Regions from separate parts of the Homo sapiens genome. Here region 2 is linked to region 1. Evidence: read pairs that join two places in POLR2A ChIA-PET (ENCODE). Cell type or tissue: CD4-positive, alpha-beta T cell. All regions are shown on one strand. Each heading gives the region's core, and the rest is flanking DNA. Links, peaks and the distances in the headings are about the cores only. Region 1 overlaps ZNF609 (zinc finger protein 609). Region 2 overlaps ZNF609 (zinc finger protein 609).

Evidence for each region. ChIA-PET counts read pairs that join two places held together with the same protein. Peaks named below come from ENCODE experiments on the same cell type or tissue, not always from the same donor. Only the 100,000 strongest peaks of a DNase experiment are listed, where the experiment ranks them.
Region 2: POLR2A ChIA-PET joins it to region 1 with 7 read pairs; 7 of 35 experiments call an interaction of 5 or more read pairs at or near these places.

The regions. Positions count from the first base shown.
Region 1 is chr15:64,500,854-64,506,228 of GRCh38, forward strand. All of the region lies in intron 2 of ZNF609 (zinc finger protein 609), which reads left to right. Among named protein-coding and RNA genes, the nearest start is that of ZNF609, 43 kb to the left of the region's middle. In CD4-positive, alpha-beta T cell, for the core only: no CTCF peak of the experiment used is centred there; a DNase peak (open chromatin) is centred at 2,968; H3K4me3 peaks cover 1,127 bases; H3K27ac peaks cover 3,704 bases.
Region 2 is chr15:64,578,362-64,583,736 of GRCh38, forward strand. All of the region lies in intron 2 of ZNF609 (zinc finger protein 609), which reads left to right. The region is part of intron 4 of LOC101930091 (a long non-coding RNA gene); the gene reads right to left. Among named protein-coding and RNA genes, the nearest start is that of ZNF609, 120 kb to the left of the region's middle. In CD4-positive, alpha-beta T cell, for the core only: no CTCF peak of the experiment used is centred there; no DNase peak of the experiment used is centred there; H3K27ac peaks cover 274 bases.

The DNA of each region.
Region 1 (5,375 bases), core at 113-5,112:
AAGTCTCCTCGTGGTTTAATAGCTGCCAACAGTGTAATGATACCTTGCCTTCTGCTTGACTTGGAAGGACAGGTGCCTGCAGCCCCAGGAGGGGTTAGAACTGAGTCCCTCCTCTGGGAAGATGATCTTAGTTCATGCTTTAGGAAATGGAACTTGCAGGGCTGGAGGAGAATGGGTGTGAGTCTAGGGTCAGCTCAGGCAGCATTAAACTTCAGCAGCTTATTCCTGCAAAACAGTGGCCTTGTGGTGAGCTGTTCATTGGCTCTTGATTTTCTGCTCTGTGCTCTGCTCATCCTGTGCTTTCAGCTGATCCCAGCAGATGCAGTATAAATTGATTTCTCTGTAATTAGATCAGCTGCAGCAGGGAATACCTATTTCCATATGTAAGTGTTAATAAATAAAGGCTGGATGTGTATGTTTGGGTGGTGGTGCCCTCTTAGTGCCTGTATTCCAGTGGTAGCTCATGCTTTCTTTGCTGTCGGTATTTTGGTCTTTGCCTCTGGCACATCTGTAGCTCTTAGCAACATCTGGGCTTCTCCAGTAGCAGGTCTGTGAGTTTCTTCCACTAATAATACAGTGGCTCATTCCCTTTTACCAGTGGCAGCTGCCAGAGAGGCTGCCTGTGTTTAGGTGGCAGATGCTATAGTCCACTTCAGCAGAGTCAGGTTCCAGCTGGTTACTAGCTTGGCTCATCCTGTGCTGGCTGTGATTTGCTATTTTCTCTCGGGTACAGATGGATAATACTGTTTTAAAGAGGCTTAGGAGTACTAGCAGTTGTTGCTTCTGTTCCAGGCCCATTAGACTGTTCCCTACATCTGGCTTCAAGAAACTCTTGCCATATATCCATATTCATAATCATTATTCTTCCTGTGCTAAAAAGTACTTCTGAGGATGACCTTCATTCTCCTATCTAAATTTTAGAGTACTTATGTTGCAACCTTCTAAGCCCAGTGATAGTCTGTGGATGAAAGGATTAATATTGCTTAGCTTTATGTTGGATTTAAGTGTAAATGTCCATGATTGTCTCTAACAGAGAAGCAAATGGAACCCATTTTCTCACATAGAGGTGCAGGGACTGATTGGGTGGCTGCCCTTCAGATTATAATTGGGCTGAAAGATGCAGTATGTTCAGCTAAGAATACATCCTGGTGCCAGGGAGTTTTGTCCCTTAATAATGTTGCTTTGCCATATAAGCTTTGCCTCCCAGGGAGACTCTGAGAATGGGGCAGCAGAATGAGAAAGAAAAGGGAAAGAGACTGTGCTTCAGTTTTTGAAAGATAGAGAAAATTGCTGGCAATTACTTTTAGAAGCAGAAAATTTGCTATACAGTTTCATGTAACCATAAGCAAGAACCTGCTTTCTCAATTCCTTCCCCTGTTCCCTCAACCCTTTTGGACAGTCTGGTCCTGAGGGTGCCTTTCCATATTACCTTTGGCTATTGAAATAAATAATTATTTAAATAAATGTTTGGAAGTTGCTAGGAGATTAAAACATGCTGTGCAGGGAGAGAACATTTCTGGACTGGGAGGAGCAGAAGAGGCAAGTTAAAGGAAAGGAAGTTAGGAACCATGCAGAGGAGCGGTTTTTGAGAAACAACAATCTCCGGTTTGGGGCATAATAGGTGCTCAGTGAGTATTTGATGATTAGTACTATAATTTATAAGCAAAGTCTTTGAAAACTTCTTTAAAATTTTCTCTCTGAGAAATGGGCTTGCCTGTGGTTTGGGACGTTTCTATGTAGGGATAACAAACAGAACCAAAATAGCAAAACAGATGTTTTGATATAATCTAAGAATTGCATCCTCTCAACTGGGAACTGTCATGAAGAGGAAGAACTCATAAAATTTGGGAAGTTTCTTGACTGAATTCTGTGGTGCAGAGTAGCAGTGTTGACTACTAGCCAATGAGGAAGATTTGAATATTGAAATTACTGGCTGGGCCTGGTGATTCATGCCTGTAATCCCAGCACTTTGGGAGGCCTAGGTGGGCAGATTGCTTAAGCTCAGGAGTTTGAGACCAGCCTAGGCAACATGGTGAAACCCTGTCTCTACAAAAATTAGCCGGGCATTGGTGGTGTGCACCCGTAATCCCAGCTACTGGGGAGGCTGAGGTGGAAGGATAGCTTGAGCCTGCGAGGTGGAGGTTGCATTGAGCTGAGACGGCACCACTGGACTCCAGCCTAGGCAATAGAGCCAGACCTTGTCTCAAAAAAAAAAAAAAAGAAAGAGAGAAATTATCTATCTCATGTTCTTCTTTGTGAAGGTAGATATCTCAGGCTATGGCCTGGGAAATTTTCTGTCAGACAAGGATGTGGATTTCCCTTCATGGGATCCCACTTTTGCTCGACCATACCTTCCTCTGACAGAGTGAGCTCTGTGCTGTTTCCCAGAGTTCTAGGAGAGACCAGAGATGGCTCTTAGCAACTGCTGCTGCTCTGAATTGTTATTGAACACTTCTGCCTCATACTTCCTGCCAGCTGAAGAGATGGGGGAGGGAATGTTGAGGAATAAACAAGACAGAGCCTTCCAGCTCTTGCCTGTTCCCTTGCCTTTAGTTTGATTGATGGATTGTTAAGTTAGGGATGGAAGGGGAGGTAGGGAGGAGGGCAGGCGCCTGTCTGAGTGTCCTGAGCTTAGTGCTTATGTCGCCACTCTGACAGGCAAGAAAAAAGGAATTTACAAACCACAGATGGCAACGATCTATCTGTGCTGACTTTGTCAGGGCTTACGACCAGGAGTTTAAGGTGAGACTCCTTCTTTTCCCCCAAATCATATAAAATAGCCAAGTAGGCTCTAGTAGTTAAAGAAAGGATCTAGAAGTTTCTAACCAGAAGCTCCCCCTCACATGTCTTTAGCTGCTGCTTTTGATCTTGCAAGGTAGGAACACTGCACTTTGCTTTTCCCGTGTTTGAATGTCAGCTTCTGCTGCTTTCAGAATGCTGCATATATTTACCACTTCCCCCATTAGTTTAGGATACAAAGAAAACCATAAAGTGTGCTCTTTGCTCTTTCAACTTCTGATCATGCATGCTATCATATCCTGTGTTCTTAAGAGCATCTTCCTTTGCCATTGGTTTTGTATTCCTGCCCTAATTTGTGCCTTCTAGCTTAGTTCTCTTGTATTGTAGTCCCTCATTGCCTAACCAAGGTCAGGTCTCTTTTATTCCTTCTGATCCAAGGCTTTCTTAACGCCTTCTTCCACTAGCTGTTATTTCTCAGCTATTGATGGCAGAGCAGTCAGCTTTGCTTCCTGAAACCAAATGCCCTCAAGATTTTCCTTCATGGAAAACATTAAAAAGAAGTTGATATTTATGTGGGACAGAGTTGCATTCTGTAACTACAAGCTTAATTTATTTTTTCATTCAGAAACTCTGTTTTCCTTCTAGGTGTTGTAATTCAAGGCAGTTCCAGAGAAAGATTATCTTGTCCAATTTCCTCATTTTATAGAAGAAACTAAGACCAGTGAAGTCCTGTGACTTGCCCAGCATCTCACAGGTAGTCACTGGCAAAGCCAGATTTGTAGACACCAAATTCTTATGGCATGTTGTTACTCTGGGATTCTTAACAAATCTTTAACTGTCAGGAAGGATTCTCAATTTTCCCACTTTATTTGTTATTTTCTTAGTATTATTATTTTCGAGATGGAGACTCACTCTGTCACCCAGGCTGGAGTGCAGTGGCACGATCTCGGCTCATTGCAGCCTCTGCCTCTGATTCAAGCGATTCTCCTGCCTTAGCTCCCCGAGTAGCTGGGATTACAAGTGCATACCACCATGCCTGGCTAGTTTTTTTTTTTTTTTTTTAATTTTAGTAGGGATAGGGGTTCACCATGTTGGCCAGGCTGGTCTCAAATTCCTGACTTCAAGTGATCCACCTGCTTCGGCCTCCCAGAGTGCTGAGATTACAGGCATGAGCCACCACACCCAGCCTATTTGCTTATTTTTAAGGCAGGGTCTCGCTATGTTGCCAATGCTGATCTTGAACTCCTGGGCTTATGCACTTCTGCCTTGGCCTCACTTATGCACTTCTGCCTTGGTCTCACTTATGCACTTCTGCCTTGGCCTCGCAAGTAGCTGGGACTACAAGTGTGTGCCACCACACCCAGCCATTTTTTCAATGTAAAGACTACCTTGAAACATTAGATGAAAATGCTTACATACTCCAAAATTGCTTTTACCCCAAAACTGCTTTCACTTGTTTTTCACAGTGACTTTAACATTGTAGACACTCAATAAACAAAGGATCTTTGAGTTTAGGATTTTAGGTAAGGTAATGAATGATGTTTGCAAAGAATAACCATTACAGCTGGCACTGAACCTATCCTGTTATTTATAAAGAAGGAAAGTTACTTTAAAACTGCTACTTTGAGCTTGACTACTTATGATATATGTGTGTGTGTTCTGGAATATTTCATCCAGCCAAATTTTCATTATAATAATTGAGGAATAGTTCTTTCTTTACTTGGCAATTGCAGGTAAGAAAAAAAACCCTGTTCTAGTGCTTCTTCCTTGGACACATCACTAATAGGCAGACCTTCAAATGTATTGTGGATATTACTAAGTATTTTGTAGAGAAGATATACTGTTGGCTAATTGTTATCACTTTTCATTCAGTCAGTACATTAATTGAATGCATTTTAGATACTAGGTTTTCTACTTGGTATTGGGTATACACTGGTAAATAAAACAGAGATGGTCTCTGCTTTTTGAGGAGCTTACAGTTTACCGTCTACAGCAGAGTTCCTAAAAGTGTGTCCCATAAAACCATGTACATCACCAGAGTATCAAAAATGCACATTCTTGGACCCTACCCTAGATATGCCGAATAAGTTTTTGGGGTAAGGGCCCAGAAATCTGTACTTCCAGAAGTCTCTCCAGATAATTGCTATATACATCAAAGTTTGAGAATTTTCCTTTCAAGGTAAGTATTCGGGGCCACTTCTCATTTAAAACACCAGCCTTCTAAACTTGAATTTCACATCAACTCTTATGTATAATTTAGTGGCTAAAAGCGTAAACTCTAGCCAGGCCTCCTGGCTTGAGCCTGGGAGGTTGAGGCTGCAGTAGTGAGCTGTGATCGCACTAGTGCACTCCAGCCTGGGCAACAGAGTGAGACTCCGTCTCAAAAAAATAATAATAATAAATTTTTTAAAAAGTGTGAACTCTGGAGCCAGACTACCTGGCTTTGTTTCCTACCTTTGCACTTATTTACTGAGTGATCTTGACCAAGTTTCTTAATTGTTCTTCCTCAGTTTTCTTATCTGCAAAATGAGAGAAATAGCACCTACATAAGTTTGTATTTATTTATTTATTTATGAGAGGGAGTCTCACTCTGCCGCCCAGGCTGGAGTGCAGTGGTGCAGTCTCTGCTCATTGCA
Region 2 (5,375 bases), core at 133-5,132, 78 kb after region 1:
TACTTGGAATGATTCATTTACAGGAAAATTAATTATTTAATAAGGTTTATGAGCCGGGCACAGTTGCTCACGACTGTAATCCCAGCACCTTGGGAGGCTGAGGTGGGCGGATCACAAGGCCAGGAGTTCGAGATCAGCCTGACCAACATGGTGAATCCCCGTCTCTACTAAAAATACAAAAATCAGCCATGTGTGGTGGCGTGCACCTGTAGTCCCAGCTACTCAGGAGGCTGAGGCAGGAGAATAGCTTGAACCCGGGAGGTGGAGGTTGCAGTAGCTGAGATCGTGCCATTGCACTCTAGCCTGGGCGACGGAACAAGACTCTGTCTCAAAAAACAAACAAACAAAAAATTATGACCAGACATGGTGGCTCAGGCCTGTAATTCTAGCACTTTGGGAGGCCAAGGCGCATGGATTGCGTGAGCTCAGGAGTTTAAGACCAGCCTCAGCAACATGGCGAAATCCCATCTGTACAAAAAAGTACAAAAACTATATGGGTATGGTGGCATGTGCGTGTAGTCCTGGCTACTCTAGAGGCTGATTGGTGGGTGGATTGCTTGAGCCCAAGAGGTTGAGGCTGCAGTGAGCTTTGATAGGGCCACTATATTCCAGCCTGGGTGACAGAGAGAGAACTTGTCTCAGAAAAAACAACAAAATTGTGCAGGATCTGGATTTTTTAAAAATTAAAAAAATTTTCATTAAAAATTATAAAACAAAAAAGATTTGCATCTACATTTTGCTATTTTTTTATGTCTTTTTTGTTCCTCTTTCCCTCCATCACAGCCCTCTTTTGTGTTAAATAGATATGTTCTATTGTGTATAGTGTAGGGAGACCCATCTCTACAAAAAATTTAAGAATTAGCTAGAACAGAGAAAACAAAAAGAAGTGATGGTACATGCAAAGAAGTGATGGTACATGCATGCCTATAGTCTCAGCTACTTGGGAGGCTGAGGTGGGAGGATGAGTTGAGCCCAGGAGGTCAAGCTGCAGTCAGTTGTGATTGTTCCATTGCTCTACAGTCTGGGTGATAGAGCAAGACCCTGTCTCAAAAAAAAAAAAAAAAAAAGTAGCCAGACCTACTGGCTCACACCTGAAATCCCAGGTGCGGGAGGCCTAGGCAGGTGGATCATTTGAAGTCAGGGGTTCGATACTAGCCTGGCCAACATGGTGAAACCCTGTCTCTACTAAAAGTACAAAAAAAATTAGGTGTGGTGGTAGGTGCCTGTAGTCCCAGCTACTTGGGAGGGTGAGGCAGGAGAATCACTTAAGCCCAGGAGGCAGAGGTCGCAGTGAGCTGTGATCTTGCTACTGCACTCCAGCCTGGGCGACACAGGAAAACAAACAAACAAAAAAAAAAAACTTGTGTTTTTGTATAGCTCTGTTCCCTTCTTTGTCCTTTGTGCTATTATTGTCATACAAATGACGTATACCCATCAACACATATTATAAATATTGCTTTATGCAGTTGTCTTTTAAGTCAGATATGAGAAAAAAGTTATAAATAAAAAATACATTTATACAGTCTTTTGTATTTACCTACTATGGCAGGTAGGCAGAATACTGCCTCCTCCAAAAAAAATCTATTTCTTATTCCCTGGAACCTGTGAATATGTTACCTTACCTGGCAAAAGAGATTTTATAGATGTGATTAAATTAAGGATTTTGAGGTGGGGGGATTAGCTTAGATTATCCAATGGTTCCAATGTAATCACAAGGGTTCTTGTAAGGGAAGAAGAGGGCAAGAGAGTCAGAGTCAGAGAGAGATTTAAAAATGGTATACTACTTAGTTTGAAGATGGAGGGAGGGGATGAGCCAAGGAATTTAGACAGCCTCCTAAAGCCTAGAAAAAGCAAGAAAAATGGATTATCTCCTAGAGCCTCCACAATGAAATGCAGCCCTGCTGACATCTTAATTTTAGTTCAGAGAGAACCATTTTAGACTTTTGAACTCCAGAACTGTATGATAATAAATTTGCATTGTTTTAAGCCACTGAGTTTATGGTAATAGTTTCTTATTGCTGCTGTCATTTAATACAGCTATGGGGGAGTTAGCTTTACTAACATTCTTTCTTTGTGTGGATTCAAGTTATTGCCTAGTGCCCTGTCATTTCACTTAAAGATTCCCTTTAGTATTTCTTGTAGGGCAGGTCTACTAGCAATGAACTCTCTCAGTTCTTTTCTTTTCTTTTCTTTTCTTTTTTTTTTTTGAGACAGAGTCTCGTTCTGTCGCCTAGGCTGGAGTGTAGTGGTGCAGTCTGCAACCTCTGCCTCCTGGGTTGAAGTGATTCTCCTGCCTCAGCCTCCCGAGTAACTGGGACTACAGGCATACGCCACCATGCCTAGCTAATTTTTGTAGAGATGGGGTTCCACCTTGTTGGCCAGGCTGGTCTCGAACTCCTGACCTGAAGTGATCCTCCCACCGTGGCCTCCCAAAGTGCTAGGATGACAGGCATGAGCCACCACGCCCAGCCTCTCAGTTCTTTTTTATCTGGGAATATCTTAATTTTTCCTTGTTTTTTAATGGATAGTTTTGCTGGATATAGAATTAAATACTCAGCAGTTGACAACTCTGTTTTCTAGTCTTCAATGTCTTCTTTTTTTTTTTTTTTTTTTTTTTTTTTTGAGACAGTCTCGCTCTGTTGCCCAGACAATTTTATTTTTAAATTTTTTTAGAGACGGGGGTCTCACCATATTGCCCAGGCTGGTTCAGTGGCTATTCACAGTTACACTCATAGCACACTGTGACCTTGAACTCCTGGCCTCAAGCTGTCTTCCTGCTTCCTCCTCCTGAGTAGCTGGGACTATATGCATGTCACCATCCTGGCCTAGCCTTCACTTTCTGCTTGTGCAGAGCTTCAAGGTCAACCGGAGGTGAGAGTTTAGGGCCTTCTCAGTACTTTACTGAGCGTGGCCTCAGCCCTGGGCATGTATACGTCCTTGTGCATACATGTGGCTTGCTTTTTTTAAAGATTTTCTTCTACTCTCAGACAATCTAGAAAACATACGGCTTTCTAGATTTCCAGGAAAGCCCTGTGAACATGTCCTTCCCCAGCTTTTCCTTTTAAGTTTTTTTGGTCAGGCAGCCACAAAGTTAAGCACTTCCCTATATTTTTCACAAATACTCCTACCTCCCAGGGAAAAGGCTTTTTATGCTGGGTAAGCTCTGAGTCTGGTCAGATATAGATAACCTTGCAAGTGGGGCCTTCCAGGGAACCACCGGAAAGGTCAAATAATGATAATTCCCTGGGAATGAAGCTTCACAGGCACGCCAACCCTGTTCTGCCCCATCTAGTGATTGTCAAGCTGCTGCTTTTTCACTGTGATTGCAGGCTTTTGATTTTTCAGAGCAGGAGATGGGAGTAGGGCAAGTTAAGGTGCTAACAAAGCTCAATGTTTCTTACTGATATTCAGGCGTTTTGCTTGAATAAATGCTCTTAGATTGTTGTAAGCCTTTGGTGTTAATTTCCAGAATTCTGAAAAACTTGATTTTGACAATTTTTGTTTTATGGAGAAGAGAATTTTCAAAGATCCTTTACTCTGCCAATTTTGCCAGTGTCCTCCCTCATTCTTTAAAGGCTTTTTTAGTTCCTGGCTCAGAGTCACCCTCTCCAACACTATTCCTGGCTTAATTCTTGGTAAATTCTATGTCCATATTAATTATCTTTCCAACATCTTTATTTCTTAGTTCCTTATCCATGTCTCTCCCAAAGATTTTTGACCTCTATCCTGTCTCAGCTACTACTCCCATAGTCGTACTCTAGACCAGTGCACCAGGACCAAGCTGTTTTTGTAAATAAAGTTTGTTTAAATATAGCCTTACTCCTTCATTTATGTATCGTCTATAGCCTCTTTCATACTACAACAGCCAAGTTGAGTAATTGCAACAGACACCATTGACTCTCAAAGCCTAAGGTATTTATTGTCTAACCCTTTACAGAGTTTACTGACTCCTGCCCTAGATCTAGTCAATTAGAGCTACATCTCCTCTGTTATTTCAGTATCAAGCATGCTATTCTTCCATCACTCATTTCTACTTTCACAACACCCTTCCTCTGGAATCTCTGCTCCGTCAATCCTTTGACACTGTGAATCACCACTGTTTGTACTGAGCATTACACTCTTTTTCAAGTACTTCCCTACTGAACTTGTATTCATTATAATTACTTTCTTCGCTACATTGTTAAATTTCTCACCGACAAAAACTCAGTCCAACTTTTTGCTTACTTCATGCCTGTATCTGTGTGTCTACATGTGGCTGAAAAAACTGTTCTGCCTGTTCTCACATTAAGTTCACAATCATTAGCCTTAAGCAATCCTACATTTCCCTATCCATTCACTCTTTCTTTCTTTCTTTCTTTTTTCTTTTTTTTTTTTTTTGAGACAGAGTCTTTTTTTTTTTTTTTTTTTTGAGACAGAGTCTCGCTTTGTCACCCAGGATGGAGTGCAGTGGCGTAATCTCGGGTCACTGCAACCTCCGCCTCCCAGGTTCATGCCATTCTCCTGCCTCAGCCTCCTGAGTAGCTGGGACTACAGGCGCCCGCCATCACGCCCGGCTAATTTTTTGTATTTTTAGTAGAGACGGGGTTTCACCGTGTTAGCCAGGATAGTCTCGATCTCCTGACCTTGTGATTCACCTGCCTCGGCCTTCCAAAGTGCTGGGATTACAGGCATGAGCCACCACGCCGGGCCAAGACAAGAGTCTTGCTCTGTTGCCCAGGCTTGAGTGCAGTGGTGCGATCTCGACTCACTGCAACCTCTGCCTCCCGGGTTCAAGTAATTCTCTGCGTCAGCCTCCAGAGTAGCTGGGATTACAGGCACCCGCCACCACACCCAGCTAATTTTTGTATTTTTAGTAGAGACGGGGTTTCATCATCTTGGCCAGGAGGCAGGAGAATGGCGTGAACCCAGGAGGCAGAGCTTGCAGTGAGCCAAGATTGCGCCACTGCACTCCTGCCTGGGTGACAGAGCAAGAGTCCATCTCAAAAAAATAAAAAATAAAAATTAAATTAAATTTAAAAATAAAAATAAAAGTGAGATACGATAGTCCTGTTTTAGAAGCTCTGTTTTCATTGGTGGGGCTTGTCATTTGGTGGCCCTTACTATAGGAAGGAGTTGATTGACCATTGATGAGGGACCATCCACCTTCCAGCATCTGTAGGTCTTTTGTCTTAGGCAAGTCATTTTTCCCTTAGAGGAATCAACCCATCTTTTGCCTGCTTTCTCATAGCCCAGAGGAGCAAAAAGGGGTTTGTGTTTGACTGTTGCTGTGAGTGTTTCATTTCATCTCTGTTCTTAGTTGTGCATGGTGCGGGTGAGTACCCAGCCTGTCCAACATATTCTGAGTAAATGTTCAGACTTTTGCTAGAATCGTGAAT